Linked DNA regions of Homo sapiens: regions 2 and 3 are each linked to region 1. Evidence: chromatin contacts called from ENCODE Hi-C or POLR2A ChIA-PET data. All regions are on one chromosome and are shown on one strand. The core of a region is the stretch at or near the end of the contact, and the rest is flanking DNA. Distances in the headings are between cores, read along the strand shown. Region 1 holds the start of NHLRC2 (NHL repeat containing 2). Region 2 has its middle 7.1 kb from the start of LINC02626. Region 3 holds the start of VTI1A (vesicle transport through interaction with t-SNAREs 1A).

Region 1 (3,314 bases), core at 158-2,657:
AAAAGTTATAGAATTATTTTGCTGAGAAAAAAAACAAAGGTAACAAAACCCCCACCAACTCAATGGGAATCTGCAGTGTTGGTAATGAACATATTGGCAAGCTACAAACCTTGTACCTGACAACACCTGCTATTCCATTTATACCACAATGAAACTAAGATAAACCTATCACAGGAGTAGCAACTGTGAAGTTCTCCATTATGGGTGCTATTTCATTCAAATATCTTGTCCTTTTCCAGGGCTTGATTCATAAAAATAATACTTCAAAAATTAAGCGCTAATGGCAAATATAGGTTCAACAGCTTAATCTTAGAACGAGATTTGTAACATTGTTATGAAGCTACTGTCAGTTCTTTCAAGTGGACAACCGTCCAAATAATTCATAAATCCAACCACAGTCCCTGGACAAAGGGCTTAACAGGTATCCCAAACACTAAATGACTATCTAACAAAACTAGTCACAACATAATCAAAGAGATGTGTAATTCGCAAAAAACTGCGAAGTCACTGCCCTCATCCACGACTAGTGGATACTCAACCACTTCAGTTTCCCGCGACAGTCCATGATCTTCCTCCAGCAGCAATGAACAATCCCTGCACAGTGAACAAAAAAAGTTGATATGTGAAAAAAGTTCAAATATGTGAAAGAGTGGGCTTGTATTGAGGTCTGACTCCGTATTGCACCCATGGTTCCGAAGGTGGCCAGCCCTCTGTCCACCTGACTCAAAACGGGGTCACACGCCAGCCTCTCCCTTATCTTTTGGCATTAGAGGCTGGGAGGCCAGGAAGCGGGGCCTTAATCATCTCCAGGTTAAGCATAGCGAGCTCCAAAAAGCCCTCAGAGTCCTGCCCTTCTGAAGACTCTAAGGCCCGCCCTCAAGGACCCTCACCGCCCCCCACCTGCCACTCGGCACCCCAAGGGAGCCGCTCCAGCTGCATCCGCTCCTCCCGGCACCCCCATCTAAAAATGTGTTCGCGCCCGCACTTTCAGCACTCCCAGATGACAAAACGCTGTGTTTGTGTATAAGTGAAAGCCACTCGCGCCAGTCACTTCCAGTTTACAAAGCCTTCTCTCTGGAGGTTATCCCTACCCGCTTTACCTTTAGGGTCTTGGCGGGAACAAGTTCCCGCTGCCAGTGCCGTGTCGAATCGGCGGATGCTGTTCAAAGAGAGAGACTTTAAAAATAATTTTTAAAAATACATTGCCCTTTTAAGTCCTACGGATTTATTGTATTTTATTTGTGTTCGAAAGTCCGCTAATTCCCAATGTGGAGGGTTGGGGATGTTTCCCTTAGCGCCTCTGGGACGCTGTCCCTAAGGCCTTATTCCATGTTGAATCTGACGCTCTCAATGTCCAGGCTCGGCTGCGGCGTGGGGACCGAAAAGGGGCGGGGTGGGTCGGACGGCAGTTTAATTACGTCCCCGGGAACTGCGCCGATTTGGACTTTTGGCACTTGGACCTATGCTTTAAAAAGAAAAAAGTGTCATTGGCGTGGAGTGGGGCTAGTGGAGGGTGAGGTGAATGCGCCGTTTGGAAACCACAGGACAGTGAACGTTTCGTCTCTCCCAGCGAGACTCTCCCGCGGGCCCGGCGGCCGCATCGGGAGCCCGGCGGAAACATGGCGGCGCCCGGAGGCCGGGGCCGCAGCCTCTCCGGCCTGCTCCCCGCGCAGACCTCGCTAGAGTACGCCCTGCTCGACGCCGTTACCCAGCAGGAGAAGGACAGCCTGGTCTACCAGTATCTGCAGAAGGTGGACGGCTGGGAGCAGGACTTGTCAGTACCCGAGTTTCCGGAAGGTGAGGGGCTGGCGTCGGGGTGGGGGCCCCTCCCGGCACCTCCCCTTCCTCGGGGACGGCGCCCTCCCGCGAAGCGGTGGGCTAGGCGGGTTTGTGCCGCTGGCGCCCCGGGGAGTGGCCCTTCGCCTAACTTGGGCCGCTGTTCGCGTGTTCTGCAATTCCCAGGGGTCCCCAAGCGGCCACCGACGGGGGTTTCCCTGGCACGGGGATCCACATACTCGTCTGTGTATCCTGAGTTCCGCCCGCGCCTGATATTAGCCAAGTGGACACTCCGTGAATATTTAGTGTCCCCGGTGGCAATGATTGCAACGTCCACACCATTCTGTCCATTCAATCTGGTTCCCCAGTGTCTTCTGGTCATCTTTCTGCATCATCTTGACATTTATTGATCACTTTTTCATGTATCACACACAGGGTTTTTTTTTGTTTTTTTTTGATACGGAGTCTCGCTCTGTCTCCCAGGCTGGAGTACAGTGGCGTGATCTTGGCTCACTGCAACCTCCGCCTCCCAGGTTCAGGCGATTCACCTGCCTCAGCCTCCGGAGTAGCTGGGACTACAGGCCCGCGCCACCACGCCTGGCTAGTTGTTTTGTTTTGTTTTGTTTTGTTTTGTTTTGTTTGTATTTTTAGTAGAGACGGCGTTTCACTATGTTGGCCAGGCTGGTCTCGACCTCCTGATTTCAAGTGATCCTCCCGCCTCCGTTTCCCAAAGTGCTGGGATTACAGGCGTGAGCCACCGCGCCCGGCCTGCCACACACAGTCCTAAACACTTGAGGGGATACCTAAACACTTGAGGAGATATTACCTTATTCAATTACCTCTATATCCCAGTGAGGTGCTCCTATCATTCCCCTTTCACAGTTGAGGAAATGGAAGCACAGAGAGGTTAAGTCACATGCCCAGGGCCTCACAGCTGATAACTGCCCCAGTTGGATTATACAGGCCCTGGATTTGCTGGTTTCTTAGCTGTACTGTGCTTCTCCGTTCAAAGTCGTGAAACTAATACTTTTAAAAATCGGAATCAATTATAGCCTATTTCCAGGGTTTAAATCCTGGCCATGTGAGCTTTTGGAGCATGAAGGAACAGATATTCCCGGCAGGGATGTTTGTGAAGCATATCTTGCCATGATAAATGAAAACGTATTTTACCTTCTTTGGATGGGAGTAGCATTGCTTTGCCTGATGGTGCTGGCATGTGTCCTGGCGTGACACTGAAACCACATGTATAGTTAATTGGTTGGATGTGGCAGAATTCAGTTATCTCATGGGAGGTATATCGGAACCTGCCTCCGACAACAGAGTATTGGTGTCTTTCCAAGTCTTTTGCACTACTCACCTTGAGAAGTGCTTATTTTTCCTGCTATTAATCTTATACTGGATTTGAAATATTGTGGAATTCTTACAAAAGAATTGGGTACATGAATGCTTATCCCATCAAACTTTAAAAGATTGTTTACATCTATACAAATATATGATTTTAAAAAGTTTTGGTGCAGAAGGTAGTTATATAGTAAGTA
Region 2 (3,138 bases), core at 155-2,654, 1.1 Mb after region 1:
AGAGGCAGGCTCACGCCTGTAATCCCAGCACTTTGGGAGGCCGAGGTGGGCAGATCACCTGAGGTCAGGAGTTTGAGACCAGCCTGGCCAATGGCGAAATCCCGTCTCTACTAAAAATACAAAAATTAGCCGAGCATGGTGACAGGCACCTGTAATCCCAGCTGTTCAGTTGGCTGAGTCAGGAGAATAGCCTGGATCCGGGAAGTGGAGGTTGTAGTAAGCCAAGATTGCGCCACTGCATGCCAGCCTGGGCGACAGAGCAAGACTTTTCTTAAAACAAACAAACAAAAAAGAAAAAAGAAAAGGAAAGAAGAAAGAGACAAAGAAAGAAAGAGAGAAGGAAAGAAAGGAAGGAAGGAAGAGAAGGAAGGAAGGAAAGAAAGAAAAGGAAAGAAAGAAAAAGAAAGAAGAAAGAAAGGAAAGAAAAGAAAGAAAAAGAAAGAAAGAAAATACCTCCAGAGAGCCAGGTCTCTTAGGCCTTCTGAGAAACTCACATCCCTTTTGATGAACACAAATGCTTCACACTCTCAATGTTATTGGTAATCCAAGTTATCAATATACCTAAATCACTTAGTACTGAATCTGGCATATAGTAATCACCTAATGAAGAGATAAGAGTCATGGAGTATTCTGAAGCAATTAGAATCAATAGACTCAATATACACATGGCAACAAAGTTGGATCTTAAAAACCGACCTGAGTGAAAAAGGAAAGGGAAAGATACATAACACGGTACCATTATGTAAATTGATAATATATGCTTACACAATTTGTAAGAACACATACAAATAGATACATGTATATTAAACATACTCGAACGGTTACCCTATGGGGTGGTGGCTGGAGTGGGGGTAAGTCCGTAAGCTGTAATGGAACCTAAACAAATACATGAAACGAGTAGGAATCAGAAGGAGTAACAATAAAAATGTGCCATGAACTGAGGAGTGTAAATTAATCAACTCACTGCATCTGAGGTTAAAAATAGAAAGATGATAATTGTTATTCTTATTACTCCTAGGTCTTCCACTTGCACTCAGCTTTACAATGTTGGACTATCCTTCAGATGGCACCCTCCTTGCACTTGCTCAGGCAGGAGAGCTTTTTCCTCCAGCTTTCTAGGTGATTTAATATATCAGGGAATAAGTATAAAAAAAGGCACGGTGCTCCCTGGGTAGCCTTTCTGGACTTCAGAGCTAAATTGCAAAGTCAGTTTTACACATGTGATTTCATCTATGAAATTAGGGCAAGGTAGAAAACTGGCACAGAAAAAATGTGATTTATTATGGTGTTACTATCCCTTACAAGCGGAGTGTCAGCTGCCTCTTTTTGTCCACTGATTTAAGGCAAGATGAACTGAAAGTGGCTATGATCACGTCTTCAAAAGCACACTCTGGCCCCTCGGCTGCAGGCGCCCTGCACATTCCCCAGCTGCGTGTCCGGTGGTGACACAGTGCATAATTGTGGCGCCTTCCTGGTGCAAACTGTCTCACTTAGCTCCGTCTTGCTGGCACAGCAGAAAGGAAGAAATCGAAAATGTTTGGATTTCAAAGGTAACAAGAAGCTGGAAAACAACTACTGGCCGAGTCTGAGAGTTTCAGCGGAGACTGGTGCAGCCTTGTGTTTTTCCACTGACAGCTGAAAATGAGCCCAGCTTCAGTGAAGCTTGTTTCCTTCCCTCCTCAAGGTTACCCACAATTCTCAGTTCTCTCAGGAAAGCCAAAAAATGAATTTGAGGGTTTAGGATTGTGGTTCTTTTATCTATTACAGGATTGATAATATGTTCCTCCACCAGATGTTCTGCTTGTAACAATACTCACTTCCTGACACTACTGCATATGCAGGAGTGTTACTACCAAGGTAAACACAGAATTGGCTGCCCAATTCCAAATCCCTGAACTGAGTGAGAGAAATCAGAATTATAATAGGGGATTCAACAGAGCTGGCTACGGATGTGCCAGTGGTCAGATACTTTGCTCATCATACGCAGGTGCTGCTGCTCTAGCAACTGCTCACTGCTTCATTTCCTGCCTTGGTCTTTAAATACTGCTTTTCTCAGCTCAATTGGCTTTCTTCCCTCTGGCAGTCACGTTTCTTTGGGTCAAACAGCAAATGATTCTTTAGAATCACCTGGTACTCAAAGGAGCTACAAGACATTGGGCATCCACTTCCACTCTCTTGGAAAAACAATTTTATGGAAGCCAAGGTTGCCATAGTGCCTCTTGAGGTTGTTTGCTCAGCCAAGGCCCAAGCTTTGTGCTTCAAACATGAAATTAGAGAGCTTCAGAACAAGATCCACATTTTCAATGGCCTCACCCAACTGGATAAAAGAACAATTGCCATATCTCAATGACCACCTTTTCTCAGGTGGGATGGTAGATGCTGGAATGGGTCACAGCATTGCCCAACCAAACTTTGCAAAAAAGGCTGGAAGCTCTGACTGGGGACCCTAAATATGCAAAAGTTAATAGGCTCTTCATGCAGAATATGAACCCCGTGTATGGATATAGCTAAAGGGTTGGCCTTTATGTTTCTATTCCTTCACAAACCTGGTAGAATAGATATGCTTGTTTCCCTTTAAAAAATGTCAACAATTGCATTTATGATGCTGTGTATAGTAACTCACAGATCATGCTCCATGAAAATGCTTCAGAACCCAATATAAGGAGATTTTTTAGCCATGTGTGACAAAAGAGAGGCCATTTCAGTGTTGAAATTCTTCAGAGAAGTATTTGATTATGTTTTCTCAGATCTTTTTATTTTTATTTTTTTTGAAACAGAGTCTCACTTTGTCACCCAGGCTGGAGTACAGTGGCTGTGGTCTCGGCTCACTGCAACCTCTGCCTCCCAGGTTCAAGCGATTCTCCTGTCAGCTTCCCGAATAGCTGGGATTACAGGCGCATGCACCACCATGCCTAATTTTTGTATTTTTAGTAGAGACAGAGTTTCGCCATGTTGACCAGGCTTGCCTTGAACTCCTGACTTCAGGTGATCCACCCACCTCAGCCTCCCAAAGCACTGGGATTACAGGCATGAGCCACCGTGCCCAGCCTGTTTTCTCAGATCCTGTATTTTGTTTCTGAAGCCTTCATTTCTATCTTCTTATTCATTTTGGAAGTAGTACACCTAAGTAAGGTTTTT
Region 3 (3,249 bases), core at 417-2,916, 1.4 Mb before region 1:
AAGCTGTGAACTGTTAACGCAGATTACACCATTTTCACTGTCAGGCACCCAAAGCTCTTTATCTTAACTAGGAGAATCCAGTGTCTTGGTCTGAAACCCAACCTAAAGAAAACAAAATGGGAAAGTTCAGTTAAAACAAAACAAAACAAAACCTTTATTGCATACCATACTTGTTAACTACAATAAACACCTACACAACAGCATCTCACAAGTGCACTACACTTTGGGATGCATATCTTGTCAAATGTCAAAAAGAACTACTTTTGACTTATCCAAAATATGGTACAAGTTTGAATGGCATGCAAACTGGATACACGATTCCAAAATAGTTTTTTTTATTCCTTCTCCGCTTGTCAGGGGACTGTCACCATCCAACGCTTAGTGAATAGTTTGAGAAGACAAAGAATTTTAGGACCTTAGAGTTGATCTAATTCAGTTTCCTTCTTCATAGAACAGAAATTGTCTTAGAGAGGCTGAGTGATTAGACCAAGGTCACAAGTAACAGGTGAACCAGAATAGAAGGCAAGTCAACGACCTCCCTTTATGAAATTCTAAGCTGCCTCTTATGAAGTCTTGAATTAAGCCAAGTATGAGTCAGACATGGTCTATGCCATTTGCCTGCAGTCTCCTCCACCCCGCCACCCAAACATCAAGAGAACAGTCAATTTGGCCCAAAAGTAAAGGAGCGACAGTGAAAGCAAAGAGAGCATGCAAGGAAAGGAAGGGAGGAGATAGAGCGAGAGTGTGTGTGGTGTGTGTGAAATTATGACCAGAAGAGTATATGAGAAGAACCTGAATTAGAAGATTCGAGGGAAGAAAGAAGAGGAAGTGCCTCCAGGAGCGAGGGAAATGGAAGGCAGGGCGGCGAGCTCCGGAGAGATTTGTGGAAGGGCATCTCTGCCTGGACTGGATCTGAAGATCTGGAAGAGGATCTGAGCTACATGGATAATACAGACTACCACGCAGCAGACGCTGTTGACTTGTGCCTCAGTTTCCCGCCCGAGTCATGGAGCAGAGGGCTTAGAAATAAATCCTCACCCAAGGAAGAAATATCCTGGTAAGCCAGGTTGGTCTCAACATTCAGGAGAGCCTGCTCCCACTCTGGTGGGACAAAGACCACCAAAATCGTGCTTATATTCCCTGCCTTGACTCCCACCTCAGTGTGGTCCCTGGTGTCTGCTCCTCAGCCATCGCATATCCGGGGCGGCCTGGGCTCACCCGGAACAGATTTTTTCCTCCTTGGATGACTCCGTCATGGACACCTCAGCCCAGGACAAGCAGAGAGCAAACCCTGGCAGCGAGAGGCTGGAGTGCGGGACCTGCTACAAGCCGAGCACCTCTCGGCCAGCGCCCTCGCCAGGACTCTCCCGCTCAGGCCCCCTGCGCAGTCTCTGTTACTGTCACTTCCGGAGGTTCGCCGCCTCAAACCTCCCTCCGGAAGCAAGCTGCTGTGCCTTGTAGCGTGTGGATCCGGAGCCGATTCCCAGAACACGAAGGGGGGAAAAAACGCTTCTAATGATCCCTCAGAACTTGCATATTTTCATACGCTTTTCTGGGGGGAGGCACTAATTGGGGCGCTTTTCCTTTGCGAACTTACTTATCTTAAAGTCGGAGCGGAAAATAAAGCACGCACGCAACCCAATTTCCGGAGAACCGAGATTGCGACGAACAACCAGGAAGCGGCTGGGTTGAGAGCTGTCCCCGGTTCTCCGTTCTGCTCTCGGGGGCACCTTCCGGGGTTCCTAAGCCGCGGGGCCCCTCGCTGCCCCTCGAGGCCCTTTCCCTGACCTAGGCTTTGGCCTGGGCTACTCGTTCCGGAGCCGCCATGTCGTCCGACTTCGAAGGTTACGAGCAGGACTTCGCGGTGCTCACTGCAGAGATCACCAGCAAGATTGCGAGGGTCCCACGACTCCCGCCTGGTGAGAGCCTTGCCCGGCTGGACGAGGGTGCTGGGGAGAGCTGGGAGGGTGCGGGCGGTGGAACGCCGCCCGAGTAAGTGTGTCTATGAGGCGCGAGGCTGGAGTGGGTGGTGCCGGCTGTTCCCAGGAGGGATACGGCTTGGCTTGGTTGAGGGTAAGGAGTCAAGTTCGGGTGTGGGGTGCCGTGAAAAGAGCCTTCGGAATCTGAGCCATCTGAGTTCGAATCCCGGCTCTACCTTCTTGTAACTTGCATAACCTGGAAACGTTTCTTAACGTCTTAAGAGTCTTAATGTTTTCATTTGTAAATTATAGACATGTGAGTATTCAAAGAAAATGAATGAAAGTATGTAGCCTATGGATCTACAATCTACAGCGGCGTTGTTGTGTTAGTAATAATATTGTTATAATTATATGCGGCAAAATAGAGGTAAGAATCAGGGTGCCTAGATTCAAATCCTACCTCTGTCACTTAGAAGTTGTGCCTCTTAACCCGGGAGGCGGAGGTTGCAGTGAGCCAAGATCTCGCCATTGCACTCCAGCCTAGGCAACAAGAGTGAAACTCCGTCTCAAATAAATAAATAAAATAAAAGTTGTGCCTCTTAAACAGACTTCTTAGTCTCTTTCAACTTTCCTTCTTAGTAAATGGGGGAAAATTGTACTTCTCTCATGGGGTTGTTAGGTAGATTAAATTTATATAACATATTTAAAGTCACTTTTGGTGTTGTTAGTTGCTGTATTAGCATTAGTATTTTTCATACCCCCCACCCCCATTTCTTGTTTCTCATCCTTCTTGGGGATTTATTGTATAACCCAGTTTCATGTAAAACTTGGTACAAGATAATTTTTCACACTTAAAAATTTCACATCTCCCATCTGGAAATGTTTTTGTTTTTGTGTTTCCTTTTGTGTTTTAGCACATCTTATTTTCTATGCTAGACTGTCAACTATGTGAAGGTGGGAGCTGTGTCTGATTTCCTTGGCGTTTACTTATTAGGGGCTCAGGAAAATAAGTGAATGAGCAGGTGAATATAAATATGATCTTTTGTAACTATGGTTTGTACAATGTTGATTCGGGGACTATCTTTCTCTACAGATTAGAGTAGTTAGTTACAGAAAAGGGTTTTACATTTTTGTTTAGTTTTGTTAGGGAAATTGAACCATCATCTGGCTGCTAGACTTGTCCCTACCCTAGCTCCAGGATATAAAGTGTAGAAAGGTGGATGTGCTCATTAATCTGCGGATTGGTGGGCACTTCACTTGCCCACTTGTCCTGGTACTAGCAATAATTTCTCCCGGACCTAAGTTGTCATTCCTCTTTCCCTTTCCCTAC

What was found. Hi-C counts contacts between places; a loop is a spot of excess contacts on that map. ChIA-PET counts read pairs that join two places held with the same protein, here RNA polymerase II (POLR2A). Pooled maps may share reads with other maps.
Region 2: a map with no recorded cell type shows a loop between it and region 1 (5-fold over the local background). The contact joins the enhancer-like site here to the promoter of NHLRC2 in region 1. A Hi-C loop is called at or near these places in 1 of 37 single-sample maps with no recorded cell type. POLR2A ChIA-PET finds 5 or more read pairs at or near these places in 1 of 52 experiments (Panc1).
Region 3: a loop to region 1 is called in a map of naive thymus-derived CD4-positive, alpha-beta T cell, with 6 times the contacts of the local background. The contact joins the promoter of VTI1A here to the promoter of NHLRC2 in region 1. A Hi-C loop is called at or near these places in 2 of 168 maps with a recorded cell type or tissue (both naive thymus-derived CD4-positive, alpha-beta T cell), 2 of 37 single-sample maps with no recorded cell type and 10 of 50 pooled maps.

Annotation. Positions count from the first base shown.
Region 1 is chr10:113,853,254-113,856,567 of GRCh38, forward strand. NHLRC2 (NHL repeat containing 2) reads left to right here and starts at 1,408. Exons shown (of 11, transcript NM_198514.4): 1 at 1,408-1,797. The coding sequence starts at 1,620. DCLRE1A (DNA cross-link repair 1A) reads right to left here and starts at 829. Exons shown (of 9, transcript NM_014881.5): 1 at 1-829. RefSeq lists a silencer at 1,518-1,877 and an enhancer at 1,888-2,592.
Region 2 is chr10:115,000,172-115,003,309 of GRCh38, forward strand. No RefSeq gene overlaps it. Among named protein-coding and RNA genes, the nearest start is that of LINC02626, 7.1 kb to the left of the region's middle. Within about 2 kb of position 1,405, at least 7 of the 41 ENCODE cell types and tissues checked have a DNase peak (open chromatin) inside an H3K27ac peak, as active enhancers do.
Region 3 is chr10:112,445,549-112,448,797 of GRCh38, forward strand. VTI1A (vesicle transport through interaction with t-SNAREs 1A) reads left to right here and starts at 1,667. Exons shown (of 8, transcript NM_145206.4): 1 at 1,667-1,919. The coding sequence starts at 1,826. It overlaps ZDHHC6 (zDHHC palmitoyltransferase 6), which reads right to left and starts at 1,366. Exons shown (of 11, transcript NM_022494.3): 1 at 1,157-1,366; 2 at 1-102. RefSeq lists enhancers at 1,153-1,272, 1,473-1,732.